2 separate regions of the Homo sapiens genome follow, and region 1 is linked to region 2. Evidence: chromatin contacts called from ENCODE Hi-C or POLR2A ChIA-PET data. All regions are on one chromosome and are shown on one strand. Each heading gives the region's core, a stretch centred on a gene start or an enhancer-like site at or near the end of the contact. The rest is flanking DNA. Distances are from core to core; before and after follow the strand shown. Region 1 holds the start of ECHDC2 (enoyl-CoA hydratase domain containing 2). Region 2 overlaps SCP2 (sterol carrier protein 2).

Region 1 (4,185 bases), core at 641-3,140, 130 kb before region 2:
CCCTCTGGCAGGGGCAGAGGCTTAATCTGCTGATCCTTGTCATTCTTTTTTGGATAAAATGATTCCCGATATTTGCAAGTGAGCCTAAAGGTCTTTAACCCATGATAATTTTGTGTTTACACATGTACAAGTCTGTATTTTGAGTCACTGAATTACTAGAAGAGCCAGTGATTACCTAATGGTTGAGAACACAGGCTTTGAAATCAGACCTGGTTCAAATAACTTAACCTTCTGTGCCTCAGTTTTTTAATCTGTAAAGTGGGGAGAATAATCTTGACTGTCTTAAGAGCTGTTGCCAGTTGGGTAGTGAACTAAGCATGAGATTGGGGGTATAAGGTTCAGCAATATTAACTGTTCAAGGAAATTCTCACCAAGTGGTGCAGTGGGACTCTAGGTGGCCTGTCCGTGTCCACTGAAGGTGGTAGATGCACACTTGGGAACAGTGGGCAACAGCAGGGAGCAAGGAACTGGATTTTATGGCAAAGCCCCGCTTCAAACTTGTTGTCAAGCCGGTAAAAAGGAAGCAATACTGCTGGGGAAGGGGCGGCAGGCGCCATGTCCGGCCACGAAGGTGGCAAGAAGCCACTGAAACAGCCCAAGAATGCAGGCCAAGGAGATGGACGAGGAAGATAAGGCTTTCAAGCAGAAACAAAAAGAGGAGCAGAAGAAACTCGAGGAGCTAAAATGGAAGGCCACGGGGAAGGGGCCCTTGGCCACAAGTGGAATTAAGAAATCTGGCAAAAAGTAAGCTGTTCCCTGTGCCTAAGGAGATGGTGACCCTTTATTTCATCAGTATTTAAACCTCTCTATTCCCTGCCATAACATCTTTTGCCACCTATGGCTGGAATTAAGTGTTGTCTTGGAGCTGTTGTACATTTAAGAATAAACTTTTGTTAAAAAAAAAAAAGAAGCAATACAACGAAATGTACAGTACAATGCCATCTGTGTATCAAATGCAGGAGACAGGGGATGAGATGCGGGGAGGAGACCCAAGGCAGGAGAAGCGCCTAGCCCTGATGGTTACCAGCAGAGGACTGAGGAGCGTTATCAGCACCACTGAATGCTCCAGAAGTTCAAACAACAACAACAACAAAAACGCAACACGCGATCAGAGGCGTTTTCTGCCAGTGACCCGCGAACTTTGCCCCCCACCCCTCGTCCCCGCTCCATACTATCCTTGATCTTGGCCAAAAGGCGGAGAAACAGCGAACTTTTCCCTGGAGCCAGAAGGACGCAAAGGTTCGCTAGCGGCCCAGGGCGGGCGCGCGGCTGGAGAGGCACCCTCCTCACTCTGCCCGCTGCCGCACTGGGCACTGGGACTGGCTCCGCTGCCTCCGCCCCCGAACCGGGCCAGGACCCTTGGCGGGGGAGGGGAACGCGCACTTAAACGCTCCTGGCCTGGGGGCCGCGGGGCCCAGTCCTACCCGTGCGGACCCCGCTCCCCCTTCCACACAGTCGGAAGACCCCAAAGGGCCTTTGAAGAGACCGAGGTTGCCAGAGGCCCCCCGCCCCCAGCTAGAGTCTGGAGCCACTAAGGCGGCCGCCCACCTCTCAGGCCTGGAGCGGTTTGGGGCGCCTAGAACTGGGAGGGAGGGACTGGGGATCGAATCCTTCAACGCACTGAGCGGCCCACCTGCCGGTCCCCCGCTGCCTCCGGCCTAGTCCCAGTCGCGTCATGCGCCGCCCCGGAACTGCACATTTACCTTGGTCCGGACCCGCCAGGGCGCGCACTTGGATCTCTGAGCCCCCGGCCGCCCCGTCGGAAGCGCAGCCGCGGGCCCGAAGGGGCCTCCAGGGGCGCAGGAGGCACAGAACGCGCAGCATCGGGGCGCAGGCTGGGAGTGAAGGTGCTTCTCCGGCCCTGCACCGTCTCGGCTCCCGCTGAGAGCTCGCAGTTCCGGCGTCGGGCGAAGCCTTCGCCAATTGCTCCACCTATGGGCCAAGCGTCTGTTGCCTCCTTCCGCACCTCCCGGGGACAGGGAGACTTGAGCGGAGGAGGTCGGGGGAAGCCCAGCTCCTCTGTGTGATTTGGTGTAACTCTGTCAACCTCCCAGCGTCAGTGTTTTAATCCTGTAAAATGGGGATAATAGTGACTACCCCGTGGTGGTGTGAAGATTAAATGGGGTGTGTGAACCTTGCTTGCACATATGCTCAATTTCATTTTTTAAATGAAATGACATTTAATGAGTCCCTTGAGCGTGTCTACACTTGCGAACCTCACTGCTTCACCTCCCATTTGCGCCTCACTTTTTTTTTTTTTTTTTTTTTTTGAGACGGAGTCTCGCTGTGTCGCCCAGGTTGGAGTGCTGTGCCTTGATCTTGGCTCACTGTAACCTCCGCCTCCGGGTTCAAGCGATTCTCCTGCCTCAACCTCCCAAGTAGCTGGGATTACAGGGACGCGCCACCACGCCCAACTAATTTTTTTTGTATTTTTAGTAGAGGCAGGGTTTCACCATGACGAAACCCTGTCTCTGTTAAACATTCAAAAAAATTAGCTGGGCGTGGTGGCGGGCGCCTGTAATCCCAGCTACTTGGGAGGCTGAGGCAGGAGAATCACTTGAACTCGGAAGGCACAGGTTCAGTGAGCTGAGATCGCGCCACTGCACTCCAGGCTGGGCAATGAGCGAAACTGCGTCCCAAAAAAAAAAATTATTCTCTTAAACACAGTATATACAAAGCACTCTCACATTGCTGATGTGAATGTCTTTAAATGAAAAGCAACTGGTAATTTATATCAAAATTATAAATGCACAAGCTCATTGCCCCAGAAATTCCAATTTTAGAAATTTAACCTACAGATAAATCCACACAGCTGTGAAATGACACGTGTTCATGGCTGTACATTGCAGCATTGTTTATAATAGCAAAAGACTGGAAGCACATGGTGCTGTCATGTGCTTCTGGTGAGGCCTCAGGAAGCTTACAATCATGGCTGAAGGTGACAGGGATCCAGCATGTCACATGGCGAGAATAGGAACAAGAAAATTAGGTGGGGAGGTCCCAGTTTATCGCCAAGGGGATGGTGCTAAACCATTCACAAGGGATCTGTCCCCATGATCCAGTCACCTCCCAACAGGGCCCACCTCCAACATTGGGAATCATATTTCAACGTGAGATTTGGAGGGATCCAACACCCAAACTATATCACAGTCTCAATATCCATCAATAGAGGGTTGGTTAAATAAATTATGGGGCTGTGTGTGGTGGCTCACCCTATTATTCCAACACTTTGGAAGGCCAAGGCAGGTAGGTCCCTGGAAGCCAGGAGTTTGAAACCAGCCTGGGAAATATAGCAAGCCCCTATCTCTACTTAAAAAAAAAAAAAAGGTACATCAATAATCTGAATACTATGCAGCTATAACAAAACACAGGAAACTGTTTATGCATTGATATGAAACAATCTTCAAAATCTATTGGTATATGAAACAAGTCAAAATGCAGAATAGTGTGTAAAGAAAGCTAAAATTTGGCCGGGTCTGGTGGCTCATGCTCATGAACCTAGCACTTTGGGAGGCCGAGACAGGAGGATTGCTTGAGGCCAGGAGTTCAAGACCAACCTAGCCAACATAGCAAAACCCCACCTCTATTGAAAGAAATAATAAAGAAAACAAAAATTTGTGTTAACAAGGGGGATAAGAGTATGCATGTGTATATTTGATTGTATTTACATAAAACATCTTTGGAAGGATAGGGAAGAAGAACCGAGAGGCTGGGAATAAGGGTAAGAGAGACAAGTTTTACGGTTTGACCTGTTATACGTTTTTGGACACAGGATGTTGTTGTTGCCCAGATTGGAGTGCAGTGGCAGTATCTTGGCTCACTGCAGCTTCTGCCTCCCGGGCTCAGGTGATCCTTCCACCTCACCCTCCTGAGTAGCTGGGACCACAGGTACATGCCACAACATTGGCTAATTTTTGTATTTCTTGTAGAGACGGGGTTTTGCCATGTTGCCAAGGTTGGTCTCGAACTCCTGAGCTCAGGCGATTTGTCCACCTTGGCCTTCCAAAGTGCTGGGATTACAGGTGTGAACCACCATGCCTGGCCCCTTTTATACTTTTTGAATCTTGATTTTTGTTTTAAGTATAACTTACTCAAAATAAATAATGAAAATGAAAACAAAGCACAATAACAAAAATTAAAAACATGCCTTAGCAAAAATAAAACTAATATATACACAAAATCAAA
Region 2 (3,665 bases), core at 109-2,608:
GAAATCAAGATACAGACAGTTTCCATTACCCCAGAAAGTGTCCTCATGTCCCTCTATAGTCAGCCCCCTCAGGCCCTTTTAGCCACTAGTTTGATTTCTCTCCCTGTAGTTTTGCTTTCCTTAGGAAGTCATACACATGAAATGATACAGTATGTAGCTTTTTGAGCCTCCTTCTTTCACTGAAATTTATTCATGCTGTTGCATGGATCATGAAGTATTTTATTCTTTTTTGCTGCTGAATGGTTACCCCTTCACCAGTTGATGCACATTTGGGTTTTTTCCAGCTTTTGGCAAGTATGAATCTTAAAGCCACTATAAGCATTCACATACAGGTTTTTGTGTGGACGTAAGTTTTCATTTTTCTTCGGTAAATACCTAGGAATAGGATTGCTAGTTCATATAGTATGTGTATGTTTAGCTTTATGTGAAACTTCCAGACTGTTTTCTGAAAGTGGCTGCATCATTTTACAGTCTTTCTGGTATTATGTTGACCTTTCATTTGTTTCCCATCCTCACTAACACTGGGTATTGTCTTTTTTTTTTTTTTTTTAAATTTCAGCCATTTGTTCTAGTAGGTATGTGGCACTCATCATGATTTTAATGTGAATTTTCTGATGATTAATGAAGTGAAGCACTGTTTCATGTGTTTCTTGGCCATTTGGAGATCTTCTTTTATATAATGCCTACATGTGTCATTTGCTCATTTTTATATTGGATCGTCTAACCTTTTCTAGTTGAGCAGTAGGAGTTCTTTTTTTTATCTTTTCCTGTAATCCACTGTACCTTAGAAAGGAGTTCTTCATATAGTCTGTATATGAGTTGTTTGTCAGAGATATATGAGTTGCAAATATCTTCTCCTCCCTCTGTCTGCCACCTGTTTAAAATAATTTTATTGGAACATAGCCAACATTTGTTTATATATTATCTATGACTGCTTTTGCACTACAGGGGCAGAATTGGGTAGTTGTGATAGAGACCTACTGACCTGCAAAGCCTAAAATATTTAGTGTCTGATCTGTTACAGAAAGTTTGTTAACCCTTGATCTAGAGAACCGTATTCATTTTCTATTACTGCATAACAAATTGCCACAAATTTAGTAGCTTAAAACAATGCCCACATTTATTAGCCCACAGTTTCCATGGATAAGTAGGCTGAGGACAGCTTAGCTGGGTCCTCTGCATAGAGTCACACAAGGCTACAGTTAAGCTTTTGGCCAGGGCTGGGCTCTCATCTGGAGGCTTCAATGGGGAAGGATCCATGTCCAAGTTCATTCAGGTTGCTGGCAGAATTCATTTCCCTGTGGCCTTGGGAATGATAGCTTCCCTCTTTTACTGGCTATAGGCCAGAGCTGGCCCTCAGCTCCTAACGGCCAGTTCCCTGCCACGTGGCCCTCTCCATAGGAAGTCCACAACATAGCAGTGAGCTCATTCAGAGCCAGCAGGAGAGCAAGAATGAGTCTGCTAGCAAGGTAGAATCATTTAATGTAACAAAATGACAAGAGTGACATCTCATTATCTTTGCCATATTCTGTTAGCTAGAAGCAAGTCACAGGTTCTACTCACACTGGAAGGAAGGGGATGTACACCAGGAGGGTCACCTTAGAGTCTGTCACAGTTACTATTAGTAATATATTGGTGTCTTAAGTTTACAGATGTTTTTCTATGTTTATATAGTTGAATTCTGTTTTAAGCAAAAATGGCATCATACAGTTTCTTTTGTAACTGGCTTATATAATAATATCATGAATAATGTAACATGAACATTTTTTCATGTCAGTAAATCCAGATCCATATCATTTCTTATTGTGGCTTGTATCATACCTCACTATTTGAATATACCATAATTTATTTAATCAATTCCGTCTTGTTAAATATCAGGATTGCTTGTGGTTTATGTCACATTTTACCAGGCTGCCATAGAAGTATATGTGAGTGCCCATTTCCCCACACTGCCTCAGTGCTGGTTATAATTCTGTTGCAGTCAGTGGCTCTTGACAAAAATGTATATGTGAAACTGAACACCTCCTATTCTCCTTCCTTCTCCTGTGTATCTGTTTTAGATAAGAAGGCTGACTGCACAATCACAATGGCTGACTCAGACTTCCTGGCTTTAATGACTGGTAAAATGAATCCTCAGTCGGTAAGTATGATGGAGCTTATATCCTGCTAGTAGGTAGGTCTTTCAGCCCTTTCTACTCCATCTCCTGACTCAGACTCTAAAGTGCAAAGTGGTCAGACTCACAAAACTCAGTGTTCCCCAAACAGTTGACAGACGTCTGTGGAGCAAGCTGTGTGCCACACACTGTCTTGTGTGCTGGAAGTGCCCAGAAGAGTAAGAAAGTTCCCACGCTCAGGGCATCCACAGATGTGTAAAAGAGTCAGTGCAGCCAGAGATCCAAGGTGCCACACCTGGCTTGTGGTCAGGGGAGGATGAAGGCAGGAGCAGCCATATCTCTCTGGGCCATCAGGGAGAGCACCACAGAGGAAGCAGCTCTTGAGCTTAGTACCCAGGCGGAAAGTAGGAGTGTTCCAGGAGGAGGGAGGGGTGGCATGAACAAAGGCCTGACCTTTTACATTCCATTTATTTGCCCATGCTCTTCTTTTTGCCTGACCTGTCCTTACCTGACAAATGACTTGTCTTTCAAAATTAGCTCAGATATTATCTCCAAGGACCTCTTTCCAAGTTGCTGGGGAGCTGTAACCAGTCCCTCTCCTGAGCCACGTACTGGACTGCCAGCTTAGTGCCTGTTGTGTTATGTTAGTCATAATATGCCTCTCTCTCTTCCCTGTTAGGCTGTGAGTGTCTCAAAGCATCAAAGCACATCTTATTTGTCTTTATGTTTCCAGAATTTAGCACAGTATCTGATGTTTTTAGGTATTCTGTAAACAACTGTTGGACTAAATTGCATTTGTCTAAAGTGTGTTTATGCCTTGTATAGATTTTCCTAGTCCCCAAATTGTCAAGGGTCCTCTTAGGCTCTTCAGCTGCAGTGTTGAATGGACTTGATATAGTGAGCTTTCTGTCAACTTGATATATACTGAGCTTTCCATTAATAAAAAAGAAACTAAGACGTTTCTTTCCAATGTAACTTAATTTTTTCTGTTGTCTCAGTCTGGTTTGTTTTAGGTTTTATTCCTGTGGTTCTCTGGTAATTTCCAAGATTGGATAAAACAACTAAATCTCACTCCCACTTGCTTTTTTAAAATGCTTTTTCTACGTAACCAAGCACATTTTAGTTGATGCCATGACAAGTGAGAAATTTGCATCTGTGATGTTTCAGCTGAATACACACCATTGGCACTGACATTTCCACTGAGCCTGCTCCAGAAATCTGGACAGAACAGAGGCCACCAGTATAGGAGCTGGCTGTCATCCTCCTTCCCACCCACTGCACATGCCATGCACAGCTTTGGCAGGCTGTTCAGACTTCACACATCAGCTGCCTTCATTCTCTCAATTTATCTTTGTACTGCCCATTTTGGGGGCAAGGTGTCAGCTTATTTTCCTTCAGCACCTGTTAACACCCAAAGGAATTAAAGATAAAAATAGCAGACCTTTCTATTAATGTGCTAATGGACTTCCCTTATGCTCAGAGGATTTCCAGAGGATTTGACTGGAAATCGTTAAATGCAGTGGAAATTCTAATTTCAGTGTTTGGCTCCAG

Evidence for each region. Hi-C counts contacts between places; a loop is a spot of excess contacts on that map. ChIA-PET counts read pairs that join two places held with the same protein, here RNA polymerase II (POLR2A).
Region 1: a loop to region 2 is called in a map of endothelial cell of umbilical vein, with 4 times the contacts of the local background. The contact joins the promoter of ECHDC2 here to the enhancer-like site in region 2. A Hi-C loop is called at or near these places in 4 of 168 maps with a recorded cell type or tissue (PC-9, endothelial cell of umbilical vein, left cardiac atrium and 1 more). POLR2A ChIA-PET finds 5 or more read pairs at or near these places in 7 of 52 experiments (BJ, GM10248, HCT116 and 4 more).

What each region holds. Positions count from the first base shown.
Region 1 is chr1:52,919,850-52,924,034 of GRCh38, forward strand. It overlaps ECHDC2 (enoyl-CoA hydratase domain containing 2), which reads right to left and starts at 1,891. Exons shown (of 10, transcript NM_001198961.2): 1 at 1,704-1,891. The coding sequence starts at 1,824. It also overlaps the pseudogene LOC112268226. RefSeq lists an enhancer at 1,594-2,276 and silencers at 1,611-1,789, 1,638-1,867.
Region 2 is chr1:53,045,798-53,049,462 of GRCh38, forward strand. It overlaps SCP2 (sterol carrier protein 2), which reads left to right. Exons shown (of 16, transcript NM_002979.5): 15 at 2,061-2,140. Among named protein-coding and RNA genes, the nearest start is that of PODN, 15 kb to the right of the region's middle. Within about 2 kb of position 1,359, at least 8 of the 41 ENCODE cell types and tissues checked have a DNase peak (open chromatin) inside an H3K27ac peak, as active enhancers do; they include PC-9 and endothelial cell of umbilical vein, where a contact is called at or near this core.